Regions from separate parts of the Homo sapiens genome. Here region 2 is linked to region 1. A link is a loop called in an ENCODE intact Hi-C map of the cell type or tissue named here. Cell type or tissue: heart right ventricle. All regions are shown on one strand.

Region 1 (8,000 bases):
TGGGGTCAGATAAAAAATGAATAAAGCAAGGATCTCTCTCTCTCTTAAGAAGTTTACCGTCTAGTGAAGGAGCAAACAACTACTACAAATTATATAGTGAGTTAGAAGATAAGTGCTATGGATAGGGTAACAGGAAACGAGAGAATGGGAAGGTGGGCTTATGTTTTAAACAGAGTAGGTTGTGGTTGAGGGAAAACTTGAAGGAAGGGAGTGAAACAAAAGGACCTGCTTATTTGGGGGAAGAGCATTCTAAGTAAAGGGAACAGCCAGTGTGAAGGCCCTAAGGTGAGAATATAAAATATAGTAATAACTGATAAAAAGAGAGAAAACAATCTATTTAGAGAGAAATTAGTGAAACCAGGAATACATCATGTTTTGCCAAATATATTGCACATTTTTCAATTTGATGTTGTGCACGTCCTTTTCAGAGTCCAAAAATCTCACCTTAGTATATTTAATCATTGCTTAATTGAAGATAATCATTACAGTGGCACACTGAATTGCGAAGTACTTGGAGAAAAAATAACACCAAGAAAGCTGAAAAGACATTATTTGGACCCATCAAATCATCACTTTTAATCTGTTAACATTTCTTAAACTGTTTATTTTCTCCTTTCTTTATTACGTCAGCTCTTGCATTTGAGACTTAACATAAAGTGAAGCTGAGTCTTGATTATATGAACCCAGAAAGAGTCTTTATATGGATAATCTCAAACCTATAATCTCTTTTATACTTAAGGTACATCATTAAAAGTGAAAATTATATTGAATATCACTGAGTTTTGACAACTTTTATATAATTGACTGTAAAGTGTTTTGATTTAGTGGTAGAGTTGACTACTTTTTCACGGGCATACTAGTTGTAATTTCTCTTGTGTTGCTAATTTATGCCTTCCTTTGCTTATTTTATTCAGGTCTTGATATTTTTGCTTTTCAGTCTCTATCTATATGGGGAGTGTAATGCCATACCTGTTTTTCCCAAAGGCTTTTAAAGAAGCAGTTTTTTCACCGAGCCCTAAAAGTAATGAAAATGAAATATGATAAAGACATAAAGAAAGAAAAAGATAAAGGAAAAGCTGAAAGTGGAAAAGAAGAAGATAAAAAGAGCAAGAAAGAAAATATAAAGGATGAGAAGACAAAAAAAGAAAAAGAGAAAAAAAAAGATGGTGAAAAGGAAGAATCCAAAAAGGTGAGTTAATCTAAAATTAAGTAAAAATTTAAAAATCATTATGTGCACATGAACACTACTGGCCTATGAGCACATTTAAGTATTATGCAACACCTACCTGAGATAACTATATTAGAGTTGTTATAAATACCGTGGTTGAGAATTTTTATTTCTGTGTTACAAATAGTCAGTGAAAGTTTTTTGACTGTATGAACATCATATTTCTTGCTTACTTGTGTTATTTCTTCTGTCCAACTTGTGTTTTCATAGGAGGAAACTCCAGGAACTCCTAAAAAGAAGGAAACTAAGAAAAAATTCAAACTTGAGCCACATGATGATCAGGTTTTTCTGGATGGAAATGAGGTGAGAGTAAGCCTATAACTAGAAGTTCAGTTTTCTATAGGAGTTTTTAGAAAGATGTTTGATGCCTTCACTAATAAAAGGAAAAATTTTGAGAAATCTAATTATGCTCTTAAATGTATAAAAGCTACTCCATTTTTAAAAATCAATAATTTCTCTTATTTAGATTTTTAAAAGTCAGATTTGACTGTGAGTGATAGGAAACCTGAAATAAAAGCATCTTAATACAAAATAGATGCTTATTTCTTTTTTATCAGTGAAATCTGTAGGTAAGCTGTACAGATACGTCAGCTCCATGGTGGATCCCAGCTCTTCTTTTCTCCTCTGTCTGAGGCTTCTAGCTAAGGTTACCTTATGGTCCAGAATGACTGCCAATCTTATATCTGCATCGAAAAGAGGAAAGGAGAGTGAAGAATATGTCTCCTCTTTAAGGAGACCAGTTTAAGGACACTGTCCAGAAAGCTGGTAATTTCATTTCTGCTTGAATTCCATTGGCCAGAACATAGTCACATGGTCATGCATATGAGAAGTAAAATCTTGGAAATGCACTTTTTATACAGGATGATTATTTGCCCAGCCGAAATGTAGGGTTTCCATTATTATCAAAGAAAAAAGAGCAGAATAGGAGATAGCTACAAGTCTCTATCTCTTACAGAATGTAAGTCAGACACATCACTTGAGGGGCTTAAAATTTTTAACATTTCTTGATGCTTTATGCTTATCATTTGTAATGGAAGATTTGTATGGTGGTAGCCTTCCATAAAGACTGCTTAATTCAGTCACTTCACCAGTACGTAAACATGAGTTATATACTGGGCATTGAACTGTTGTGAATTTCAGGATATATCCTTTCCTGTTATACCTATACAATAGTAACATCTATAAAGTCATGGCTCCTAGGGTTGTGTGTTTGAAATTCTTACTTGCATGAGACTATCTAGAGTGGGATTGTGGGGGAGGATTATATATCTATAATAAAGTGTCCTCAGGTGACTGATGTGAACCCCTTGTTGAGAACCACTGTAATAGAAATTTTTATTTTTATAGGCGTTGGGAATAGCTTGATAAGTAGGATAAAATCTCTTAATGGTCTAGCAAAGATACAGGCACTTAAACATGTTAATATAGTACAGTGTGGTAAGCATTAATGGTGTGAAAGCACCAGGTAGGAATAGTTAATTTAGTCAGGAAGGATAAGAAGGGTCTAAAGGACATTTGAGCTTAGACTTGAAGATGACTGGCAGATTGCCAGGCGTGCCAGGAAGGAGGTTAGGTCTGTTAGGGAAGGAAACAGCCTGAGCAAACGCATGGGTGCTTGGTATCCTGAGAAGCCTAGATTTTATTCTGTAGAAAGCAGCATGCACTCCATAACTTTTAAAGTTGTGAAATATCTTTTTTAAAAAAACATGTTTTTTTAGAATGGAAACTGGCAGAAGTAATATCTGTGAATCTGATTCCCAAGGAAATGGGCAGAGTAAAATAAGAGGTTAAAGTGGAACCTCTGGTGTTAAAAATTGAAGAACCACGTTGGAAAGACAATAAAGAGTTCTGGTCAATATAGAAATAAGAGGGAAGAGTACTGTTATTTATAGAAACTAAGAAATAAAACTGAGTTTTATGGATGAATGATCAAACAGAGTTCTGATCTGAATGAAGTAAATTTCTGTTGTGTAAAATAAGAGCCTGATAAAAGTAAATTAAGTTTTGAAGTAGTGGTTCCCAGCTTATGGGCCCTCCATGGAGGAGTAGGCAATGAAATTAATACAGTCATAGAGACTATGTTCACCAAGCATGATCTTTAATAATTGATCTTTGTGTCTTCTCAGGAGAGAAAAGTGTGGAGTTGAGTGATACTAGATCTGTAATAGGGCCTGGCTGGAATCTGTCTTAACTGCGCTTTTATCCCAGACTGGTTCATCATTACATTAGGGACAAAAAGGTTGGCAGTTGCTGGTGTTTTGGTTGAATAAATAATGATGTGCACACATGGAACAATTTTTTTTTCCCCCAAGACAGAGTCTTGCTCTGTCGCCCATGCTGGAGTGCAGTGGTGTGATCTCAGCTAACTGCAACCTCTGCCTCCTGGGTTCAAGCAATTCTCCTGCCTCAGCCTCCCGAGTAGCTGGGATTACAAGCGTCCACCACCACACCTGGCTAATTTTTGTATTTTTAGTAGAGGCAGGGTTTCACCATGTTGGCCAGGCTTGTCTTGAACTCCTGACCTCAAGTGATCTGCCCGCCTTGGCCTCCAAAGTGCTGGGATTATAGGCGTGAGCCACCAAGCCCAGTCAAACAAATTTTTAAGTGTATGTAAGAACATACAAATTTACTTAAGTGCTTTATAGAATTTATAGTTATCCTATAATCATTTTCTAGCGCCAGAAGAACCACTACTACTGAAGGAAAGATCTTTGGAATTTATTTACCTTAGAAATTACTTCTCGTATGTTAAGAGGTTGATGACTGCTTTAAGGGACCTAAAATATAGAATTAAGCATTACTTTCTAATGTGACATTAGAACTTTTAAGCACCGAGGTTTCTTGATTCTTCTAGGTGTATGTATGGATCTATGACCCAGTTCACTTTAAAACATTTGTCATGGGATTAATTCTTGGTAAGTAGTGAGATGTTAATAGCTATAAAGTGCAATCTAAAATTTAGAAAACAATATGCAGATACTGTAAAAGAAAATGTTCCTAAATTTAACATAAAATAGTTGTCATTTTAAAAATACTTTAAATAAAGTCAGAAGATAAATAATACACTAAGGAAAATATTTGAAACATATTAAAGATCTTTTAAGAGATTAACAAACTGATAGAAAAATGGTCAAGGTAGTTAACAGATAAAGAAATACAATGACCAATCATCATGAGTGATACTTAATCACACTCATATACAAATTAAAGCTGTAGTGATTAAGAGTCTTGCAAACCTTAACATTAAAGGTCTTAGAAAAAAATCAGCTCTCTCTAACAGTTGATAGGTATGTCTATTGTTTTAATTTTTGTAAAGGGCAGTTTGTCAGTATCTTTGAAATTTTATGTGTCTGCAGTGACCCAGCAATTCTAGGCTGTTCCCATACAGTTGCACAAAGTGTGTGCATTGACACATTATCTGTTTTTTTCCAAATCCCTTAGACTATACTTGAGTATAATCTAGCAAATATCTTTCAAATTCAAAATGCTTATACCATTTGATCTAATAAATTCCACTTTAAGGAATTTACCCTATGCCATAATCACAGTTGCACAAACGTACATGTGCAAGGATATTATACCTAGAATAGATAAAAAAAGAAAAGAAAGTTACAGACGAGTAAGAATAGTATAAGCTCATTTACTTATTTAGAAAAAAAGTCCCTGTAGCTAGTTAATTATATATAGGCAGTCTCTGAGAATACAGGTAAGCTTAATAGTACTTAACCTCTGGGAAGTGGAATAAGAATTAGATGAAGACTTAATTTTCTCTATACCTTTTGATTTGCTTGTTTGTGACAGGGTCTCATTCCTGTCACCCAGGCTGGAATGCAATGGCACAATCATGGCTCACTGCAGCCCGACTTGCTGGGGTCAGGTGATCTCCCACATCAGCCTACTGAGTAGCTGGAACTATAGGCACACTCCACTACACCCCGCTAATTTTTGTATTTTTTTGTAGAGATGGGGTTTCGCCATGTTGCCCAGGCTGGTCTCAAACTCCTGGGCACTTGCCTCGTTGTCCCAAAGTGCTGGGGGTTTGATTTGTTTTTGATTTGCTTTTTAACGTGTGTATTCCAGGAGGTTTTATGGGGAAAGAATGATTTAACAAACAGAAAAAAAAAAAATAGGTAGCAGTTAAAATAAGCTTGGTCAATATGGTATGATAGGATCCCATTCAAAATAACTCTTTAAGGCTGGGCTCAGTGGCTCACACTTGTAATCCTAACACTTTAGGAGGCCAAGGCAGGGAGATGGCTTGAATCCAAGGGTTCGAAACCAGCCTAGGCAACATGGCGAAACCTCGTTTCTACAAAAAATTAGCCGGGTGTGGTGGTTCACACCTGTAGTCCCAACTACTTAGAAGGCTGAGGTGGGAGGATCACCTAAGCTCAGGAGGTCGAGGCTGTCGTGAGCCAAGATCATGCCACTGTACTGCAGCCTGGGTGACAGAGTAAGACTCTGTTTCAGAAAACAAAAAGCAAAATAACTCTTTTATAATAAGAGTACTAGTCACTTTGCTAGATATTTTGCGTACAATATATCATTTCATCCTCACAACAACCTTTGAAGAATAGGAAGAGACTTATTAAATATAAGGTAACTTAGCCTCAAAAGAGTTAAGTAACTTGCCCAGGGTTACATAGCTTATAAGTGATGGAGCTAGAATTTTAATCCTGGTCTTATTCTAAAGACCTAATAACCAGGCTTCTAATTTCTTATAATTCTTTCTTGTGTCCCCACTTTACTTGCAAAAAAACTGGAGACACTTGTAAACAGTTTCCCTAAGCACCAAAAAATACATCTGTAGCAGAAATCACCTGGGGAATCTTTCAGTCTGTGGATGTCAGAGCTCCACCCCAGAAGAAGAATCTCCAGAGAGGGGTCTTGGAAATCATTTTTTGTTGGCTTTGTTGTTCTGTTGTTTCTTTTAGCTCCCTTACTTAGTAGGCAAATATCTTAGTATTTTTTAAATAAAGTAGATATAGCTTGAAAAAGGGGGCAGTTGATAAATTAAGGAGGCAACAGTTTTGAATTTCTACATAGCATTTTTTTCTAATTATATGTAATTTACACTAATAAAAACTAGTTTAAGAATAGTATAAAATGTTAGGTTGAACAATATGAAATTGCTCATAATTGACCATTTTTTACCTATAAAAATGGCAATTTTATATTTCACTGTGTTTATGTTTCTCAGTTTTTCCCCCAGGGATATGTTTCTGTTAGTGCAGCCATACCATTTAAGTTTTTATTCTAAAATTTAACTTTTGTCATTTCTTGTTCCAGTGATTGCAGTAATAGCGGCCACCCTCTTCCCCCTTTGGCCAGCAGAAATGAGAGTAGGTGTTTATTACCTCAGTGTGGGTGCAGGCTGTTTTGTAGCCAGTATTCTTCTCCTTGCTGTTGGTAAGTATTGTTATTATAAAATTGACCTCAAGAAGGTTGGTATTGAGCAGTTGGACTGTAATTTGGAGCTTCAGTAAAGCTTAAGAAAAATTAATGGAGGTAAATCAAGAAATATATGGTACTACTTTCTGAGTCAAATCTCAAAACTCAGGCTTGGTAAGATGTGTTCTGTCTGCAGAAAAAGGATTTAATACATCTTTAAAAAAATTTTTTAATAAGATTATTTTTTATTGACAGATCATAATTGTATACATTTATGGGGTACAATGTGATGTTTTGGTGTATGTGTACAATGTGGAATGTTTAAATCAAGCTAATTAACATAATTAGCATATTGATCACCTTTCTTGCCTATCATTTATTGTGAGACATTTGAAATTTACTTATTTTGAAATATACCATACATTATTATATCTTAATCTGCAAATAGATGTGCTTTAAAAATTAGTTATGGCAGAGGCGTTTAATATTTTTGCAGTGGTAGATCATTTATTAGACATAATACTTTCAGTAAAACATTTTTTAATTTTGACTTAGAACAAATGCAACATCTAAATAATCTATGCATATATTTAATAAATGATTCTAAACAATTGATTTGCCATTTTGGGAAAAATCAATAATTTTCACCCAAGTACCAAAATACTAGATGCAATAAGGAGTTAATGTTTTAAAAATCAAATAGGAAAACATAAGTAAATGAATTTTCCGCATTTCTGGATGATTGGGGTCTTTCATAGATTATTTGTTTAGAGGCAGGGTCTTGCTCTGTCACCCAAGCTGAAGTGCAGTGGTGAGATCATAGCTCACTGCAGCCTTGAATTCCTGGGCTTAAGCAATCCTCCTGCCTCAGCCTCCCAAGTAGCTAGGAGTACTGGTGCATTTCATCATGCCTGGCTTTTTGTGGGGGAGATAGGGTATCACTCTGCCCAGGCTAGTCTCGAACTCCTGACCTCAGGTGATCTGCCCTCCTTGGCCTCCCAAAGTGTTGGGATTACAGGCGTGAACCACCACGCCCAGCCTCCTTCCTCTGATTTGGTAACCTCTGGCAGCAGAAAAATCCCCTGCTGGTTTTGCATGGAACACGGGCACATTTGTAGGCCAAGAAACAATATCTAAGCCTGTTTGAATTTAGTGTCAGTGTAATACCTGCATCAAGAAGGAAAAGTCATAAACTTTGATCTGACATTAGACATAATAAAATTGGTGCTTTTTGCCTTTCAAATTCCTGAAATTTAGAAACTCCTTGGAAATTTTTAGCAAAGGTTTAGCTCCACTGAATAGAATTATTCTACTTGCTTATTTTTAAATTAAACCAGTGTTCACAATAGTTTATGGTTATTATGTAGTTTTGCTGTTTAAA
Region 2 (8,000 bases), 120 kb after region 1:
TTGTTAATTATTTGGGCAACTACTTTTCTCAGGATATAAACCAACTCTCTTCTGCAAAGGAAAAGAAAAATTTCCCCCAAATGAAAAATCAGGCTCACAAACAGATCATGTGCCCTACCTGGAAGAGTGACACTACTTCTGAAGATGACAGAATCAAAGCCCAGCCCCAGGTATCCACATAGACTCCAAAGTTAATTCTCAAGATAGCTATACTGGTCTAAAAACTAAAACTGGTTTCATTAGATACTAAAACCACAACCAATGAAGACCCACTGTCTTCTAAATACACCCAGTTTAAAACAGATTCTAAATCCACATGGTCAGCAATTAACTCACATCTAAGTTTTCGTGGGCACATGCACATGTTTAAAAATCTTCCCATGAAGTATCTCCACTTTAAACAATTCCATCTTTCTTTAAAAGTGGCCATATTTTTTTAAAACTTAGCATTTCTAAAACAAGCTATTGATAAACTAATTTAACAAAATCTCACAGAATTCTGTATATGAGGTAAAGTGGGTGACGGATTCTTTACAACTATCATTCCTAAATATATTTTCTTGTATAGCATGTTAGCTCTAAGTATGCTTCCAAGACTTTAGTTGCCATCAGAGAAAGACTAATTAGCAACAACAGCTGATTAATTAGCTTATTAAACTGTAAAAAGTTAGTAGACAAGTTCAAATAGGATGTATTCTTCTAGAAAGCTTGTATCAAGAGAAATGATATGATTCGCAATAAAACCAAAAGGAAATAAATTTTTTGTTTTAGTCTCCTCATTTTCCATATGCGTAAGGTCAAAGTGAATGACAAGATTTACTGATTTAAAAAAGTATATATATACATATATGTATAGTCTTAACATATATAACTAGTGTGGGTCTCATCATGAGCAAAGGTGCAGCTGTCTTTAGTAGCCAGCCCCTTGGAGAAGGTGGATATAAAAGATTATTGTTGTTTTAAGGAAAAAAGATAGAGACTTAAGGTGATGGAAAGAGTATCAAAATGAGAGAACAGGAAAACATAAATAAGAAAGTTACCCTCAATATTAGAATGAATATAATTGAATTTCAGCTCTCTATTTGAAAAATAAAATTTCAGAAAGGCTCTTGATGTTTATTTATTGAAAAGAATCAAAGAATGTACCTTCTTTTAAAAGGACTAGCTTGATTTTTTCAAAGAAACCAAATTTTTACATTTTAAAAGGTTTTGATTAGCTTTCAAAAATGTAAAAAAAAGAAAAAAGTCTCTCTTACTTCATTTTTTAAAAGGTTAAATTAGGAAATAAGGAGGAATAGAATAGAAAAATAGAAGAGCAGAAAGGAAGAAGTGTCTGATTCAATCTCTCTACTGACCTCTCGAGAGAAATCAGACTGAAGAGAAGAAAGCACCTTTAATATCTTCACCGGCTGAGGTGTCACAGCAGAAGCAGGACTAGTCAGTTTTTATCGACTTGGGGGGTATGAGAAAATACCCAGTAGTGCTGAGGGAATAAGCAAGAGGAAACAGATCATATTTCAATAACAAATGTCATTTTATTTATACATATACACAGTACTTCTCTAGCCCTTTTGTGCAAAAGGTGTGGATGTATCTAACATTGCTGTGTGTGAATGCACAAGAAAAATATTAAGGCCAAAGTGATGAATTACATACCAGGCAAAGAATGGATGAAGGCCCAGACATCATCAACTGTCCATATAGATGGCTCTGTTTGTGCAACTGGTAGCAAGTCACTGTTCTCAGGCATTTTCCGAATTCTCACATCCCGAAGCTCACGTTCTCTTTCCCGCTCGCTCTGCCTGCGCAGACGAGTTGTCATAGCAGATGGCACAGAATCTTCATGAGAAGCCAAGTCTTCTTCTGCAGATGGATAAGTAATTGGAAGCTGGAAAATGTAGTACAAGCAAAATACAGCATTGCACTTTCCTTGCATTTCTGAAAAGGGTATTTTACATTGAAGCAAGGTTTATACAGACCTGCCTAAGGATATGTTCTCTCGCTGCCCCATCAGGGCCACTTGGACGACGGCCACGATGCCCAAGACTTTGATTATCAGGCTTACGATTCCAACGACTAAGTGCAAATTTTTTAGAACAGCTAACATTGTACCTAAGAAATTCAAGAAAGAAAAAATATTTAATGATATATGGGACAATCCATTTAGTATTTAATTGTGACTTTAAAGTGCAACTGTGAATCAGTAAGTACCACAATACATCATTAATGAATGTAAGACCTCATAAAGTAACTACACTGTTCAATGGATTTACTTATGCTAAAGGTCAAAAAACAGGCTCTGTGTATACCATAATATATCTCTCAATATAATACTGGACATCTATAACAAGGTATTGTATTTTTTCCTGATTACAGCATGACAGTGGGAAACTGCCTGCAAAATACAGAGGATAACCAATTTTCATAGCAGTAAAAAAAATGGAAGGTTCCGAAAGAAAAAGAAGTTATGTAGTATCTAAATGTTTATTCAATCTGATTTTTCTAAGTAATAACTTCCAAAGAGACATTAATTTTTAAAAGTTTAATATACTAGGGAGAGGATCTCAAGCAGCTAACAAAAGATTTTTCAAATATTATTAAAATCAAAGAATGAAAATGTAAAGTGGAGATTTTAAAGTTACACAAGGAATTCATTGCTCTCACTATTCAGAAAATTTAGAAGTATATAACTCTTTAATGAAAGATTTTCTTTTATCACAATAGACTGCCTAGTATTTTTGAACATAGACCTTTATAAGACATGATGACAGCTTAAAAGAATCCTATGTCTTTTAATGGATCCTAAAGCCCTGGAACCAGGACTGGCAAACTTTTTCTACAAAGGACTAGATGGTAAATATTTTAAGTTTCATGGGCCATATAAGTTTCTGTCACAACTACCCACCTCTGCCACTGTAGTGTGAAAGCAGCCATTGAAAATACCCTGAGCCAGGCCCAGTGGCTCACACCTGTAATCCCAGCACTTTGGGAGGCCAAGGTGGGTGGATTACTTAAGCTCCAGAGTTCAAGACCAGTAAATGGCAAGACCAGTTCAAGGCCAACACGGTGAAAACCCGTCTCTACCCAAAATACAAAAACTAGCCAGGTGTGCTGGCACACACCTGTAGTCCCAGCTACTTAGAAGGCTAAGGTGGGTGGATGGCTTGAGCCCAGGAGGCCAAGGTTGTAGTGAGCTGTGATAGCGCCACTGCACTCCAGCACAGGTGACAGAGCCAGACCCTGACTCAAAACAATAAAAATAAAAAAATAAAAAATAAATAGAAAATATTGAATAAGCATGGTTGTGTTCTAGTAAAATTTTCAGTAACAATAACAGTAAAATTTGAATTTCACATAATTTTCATGTATCATGAAATATTATTTTGATTTTTTTCCCAACAAACTAAAAATTTCAAAATCATCCTTAGCTCATGAGCCCATACAAAAAAATGAACAATGGGAAAGACCTGGCCTGGGTGAGTTTGCCAACCTTTCCCTAGAAAGAAGAGTGAGAAGAAATGATCTAAGAAACAAATTTCTGAAAAGCTATGCAAAGCTAGGAAAAATATATGCAGTTTCATTTTTACATATATGAAACGCCTTGGTAACCTATTTTCAAAAATCTGTTTTGTAGAGATGGGGGTCTCACTATGTTGCCCAGGTGGGTCTCAAATTCCTGGGCTCAAGCAATCTTCCCACCTCAGCCTCCCAAAGTGCTGGGATTACAAGCATGTGCCACCACACCTACCCTTCAAAATTCCTTTGCTCCAAGAAAGTTACAAGAATAAATCCCAATTAACTTTGCTATTGCTAACTATTCTAGAACCAGTATGCTGACACCAAAACAAATTCTCCTCACCTACATTTTATAAAGATATCAAGAGGTGGAAATAAAAAGTACTATGATAATGAATATGCTATTTTTCCCATAAAAATATAAGTATCTTGATAGCCAATTCATTTTACCCTAAAACAATTCGAGATCCTGCTGTGTTCATAATGTGCTCATTTGTGGGCTCAGCAATGTAGGTTTCTGATTTCCATTTATATCAACTGATAAAACTTCTTTATCCGTTAAGAAAAGAATAGAAAAGAGGCTAGCTTTATACTTGATATTTTGTCCCTAAATATTTAGCTTTCCAAGACAGCTAGGCAGACATGTAAATGGCAATGGTTCTTCCCTGACCTAATCTACCCTCTCTCATCCACATTTCCCTGTTAGGGCCCCTACCCTGCTAAAGAGGTTCATCGAAAGGATACTAATGTGACAGCTCAGCAATCATCTCTGAGAGAAGACTGATGGCAGCATTAAGTGTTCTCAAATATTTTTAAATAGTCAAGAAGTTTAAAATATTCTGAAAGGGAGTCCTTTCCCCAAATTTTTAGAGTTTTTAAATCACTTAGAATCAGATAACCATTGTTCTTTCTTGTGGTATATGCAAACTAGAAAACTCAAGTTAAAACATGAGTTACATAATTTGATTATTGATTTATCAGTAACATCAAAGCATATTTGAAAAACAGATTGACAACCAAAACAATGAGCCCAATTTTGGAGGAAAACACTTCTATTATTTAACTTAAGTTTTACTAAGTATATTTTGGAAATAACCTATACGAAATAAAATATTCAAGTAAGAAATTCCCTAGATGTATGCAATTATATTAATTTTTTTCATGAGGTTAAGGTTATTTATTTTTTATGGATGCATAATAGATGTACATAGTTTTAGGGTATGTGTGATAATTTAATACATTCATATAATCTGTAACGATCAAATCAGTGTACTTGGGATATCCACATCTTAAACATTTGTCTTTTCTTCATGCTAGAACCATTCCAATTCTCTTCTACCTATTTTGAAATACAGTACAAGCTATAGTCATCCTACTGAAGATCTTAAATCCTTTGAAAGAATAATTACCTTTTTGAACAGAGAACCAATTTCAAAATAGTGTGCACACACTTCAACTTTAGTGGTAAGTATCTGTATTACTAGGATTTATTACTGGAATTAGGGTGGGGTTCTTTAACATAAACCAAACTTGGGAATTATACGATTAATGAAGAGACTAAACATTTATTTTGTTATTAATACTATTTATCAGCCAGGCGTGGTGGCTCACACACGTAATCCCAGCACTTTGGGAGGCCAAGGCGGGCAGATCACCTGAGGTCAGGAGTTTGAGACCAGCCTGGCGAACATGGTGAAACCCCATCTCTACTAAAAATACAAAAATTAGCTGGGCATGGTGGCAGGTGCCTGTAATCCCAGCTACTCAGGAGGCTGAGGCAGGAGAATCTCTTGAGACTGGGTGGTGGAGGATGCAGTGAGCCGAGACGGCACCACTGCACTCCAGCCTGGGCTATAGAGTAAGACTCTATATCCAAAAACAAACAAACGAACAAACAAAAAAATACTACTTATCTGAAATAATGACTATTGAAAATACTAATTCAGAAAAGACAAGTATTTTGCTGTCTGATAATGTTAACAGTGTGGGGAATTTATACTACAGCTGTCCCATAAGAAATCTAAAATAAATAGGATGATTCAAACAAATGAAAACATTTTAAAACAACACAAAGTAAATCAAAGTATTTCAATAATGATAAAACAGCTGATAAAACAAATACTGTTTTTGATACTTTAAGGACTAGTATTATATAATCATGATGAAATCGTGATGACTTCATTGAAGGGATTCTCCTAAATATATTCTTACCATCAGGAGATTACTACTTTAATATTAGATTATACTGTACAATTGATTTTAAGTATTATGAATATGTAATTTTCGCAAAGCAAAATCTAGTAACTAAATACTAGGTGGCTCCAGATACTGCCTATTTGTATTATTCTTCTATATAATAATATCTAGGTTTCTTCTATAATATTACATATTAAAATATCTATAGTTATCCTTGGTAAGCTATTCAAGGGTTTTTTGGTTTAGTTGCAATGGCTATTTATCTGTCCTTTGGGAAATTCAAGAGCACAGAAATACCTTTTGGCACATGACATAGTGCAGAATCGTTTTGACCGCAAAAATTCATTAGCATATCCCATTTTCCCACAGAATTCACACTTGAGCAACTCACTGTCCATTTCTTCTAATGTCTCTAAAAAAGAAGGAAACAAAGGAAAAAAAGGTTCCAAAAATTTAATTATGCAAATTTTCTTTAAGTCTATACTTTGGTTGGATACTGCTAGCAAACCAATGGCCCTTTAACTTTTCAATCCACAGCCACTCTGGCAGGGCAAAAGCCTTCAAAACACAACCACTGCTACTAATTCCCTCTTGCTTCTGCATAAAAATTACAAGGAGTTTCTTTCTATATAAATAAGCATAACATTTTAAAAGGTTCATCTTGCTTACAATCCATCTAAAATGTAAAAAAAAATTATTTATAAACACTGGGAGAGAAATGAAGATGAATAACATAGGCATTATCCTCCAGGAGGAACACTTTCAAAAAGCTGAGGGTGGGATATGAATTTTGATAAATTGCACTGTGGAGATACATAGCAGGGAACTCTTAATTCTAACTGGAGAGAATAAAGATGGCTTCAAAATGGTGAAATTGTGATATGTCTGATTTTACAGGAGCATGCAAAATAATTAACTCTCTCGAAGATCTGCAGTATATGATAAAATATATAAAGATGCATATATCAGGAGGCTGAGGCAGAAGAATCGTTTGAGACAAGGAGTTTGAGACCAGTGTGGGCAGCATAGCAAGACCCCATCTCATTCATACATATATATACATACATAAAATTCTTTAAAAAGATGCATATATCTAATTATAAAACAGTTCCTTTTAGTTATATTGCATTAAAATAAAAACTAGGCTTAAAAATCAGTTTCATAATTCCCAACCACTGATGCTTTTTTTCATCATGCTTTTCTTTAACTTAATGGGTGCTCCCTACTAAGTTAGAATGTCCTTCTTCCACCCTACATATGTAACTATCTTCAGGCAGTAACACAAAGCGCAAAGACCCTTCCATGCTAAATCCCCGGGTACTCGGCAGGAGTCACCCATAAGCAAACAACTAAATCTTCATGACCCACAATTTTCTCATCTGTAAAATGGGGTTTATAATACATTTCCCAAAGAATTGAAGTGGCAATTATATGTGTGCCCAAAAGGTAGTAGGCATTAAAAGTGATAGTTCCATTTCCTATTTTCCACATAAGAACTAAAAGGGTAGTATGACATGTAATAGCGCTCAAGAAATACTTTGGTAAAACTTGTTAAATTCTTAAATCAACCACATTTTGCCATTTTCTTGCATCATCATAATTCCTCTGCCAAGTCATATTAAAAAAAGCAACAAAAGCATTTTACTGAAAAGCATTTTACTAACTAAAGCTTTTAGCTGTGAACTCCATATGTGTGCTCTTTCTATGTTACTCATTTAATAAAGACTAAGATAAATACAAGGACTCAGAAATGTAGACATGGGTGGCATGTACTCAGTGAGCTCAGGTACTCACATTACCTCAGTTTTACTGGGGAAGCAGATGGCAAAGTGCTAAATTAAGTGAAGTAGCAAGAACTACTAAAAAAACAAACTGTGAATTAATATTTGACATTGGTGGGGCATCCAAATACATTATCCTGAATAATGAAATCATGAACTGACACGTGACCAGTTTAAGGAAATTCTCAGGACTACCTTCATAAGCAAAAGTCATCAATTTAGTAGCAATGAGGAAGAAACAGTCTCAAAACAAGTAAATTAAAAATTGCCCCTTCCAATGACCTTCCAACGGCCCAGTCAGGAGATCCACCAACACATTCCTGAGACCTGAAAACATAATTCCTAGAAGTACTGTTTTTATTTTGTCATGCTTATAATCTGATCTTACTATAATCTGATCTGACTGAGAAGCCTATAGGGAGACAGAACTTCTCACTCAACCACCACTGCCATTAGTTCCAGCCCTGAAAGAGTCCATTCCTCAGGGTTATTCCAGGAACAGGATAT

The links. Peaks named below come from ENCODE experiments on the same cell type or tissue, not always from the same donor. Only the 100,000 strongest peaks of a DNase experiment are listed, where the experiment ranks them.
Region 2: a loop joins it to region 1, with 2.5 times the contacts of the local background. A loop is called at or near these places in 21 of 110 quality-filtered maps.

Annotation. Positions count from the first base shown.
Region 1 is chr3:169,981,723-169,989,722 of GRCh38, forward strand. It overlaps SEC62 (SEC62 preprotein translocation factor), which reads left to right. Exons shown (of 8, transcript NM_003262.4): 4 at 985-1,189; 5 at 1,439-1,531; 6 at 4,083-4,143; 7 at 6,518-6,637. Among named protein-coding and RNA genes, the nearest start is that of SEC62, 19 kb to the left of the region's middle. In heart right ventricle, no CTCF peak of the experiment used is centred here; no DNase peak of the experiment used is centred here.
Region 2 is chr3:170,100,823-170,108,822 of GRCh38, forward strand. It overlaps PHC3 (polyhomeotic homolog 3), which reads right to left. Exons shown (of 15, transcript NM_024947.4): 12 at 6,010-6,124; 13 at 1,980-2,112; 14 at 1,657-1,888. LOC105374209 (a long non-coding RNA gene) reads left to right here and starts at 2,110. Exons shown (of 3, transcript XR_924699.3): 1 at 2,110-2,853; 2 at 4,834-4,980. In heart right ventricle, no CTCF peak of the experiment used is centred here; no DNase peak of the experiment used is centred here.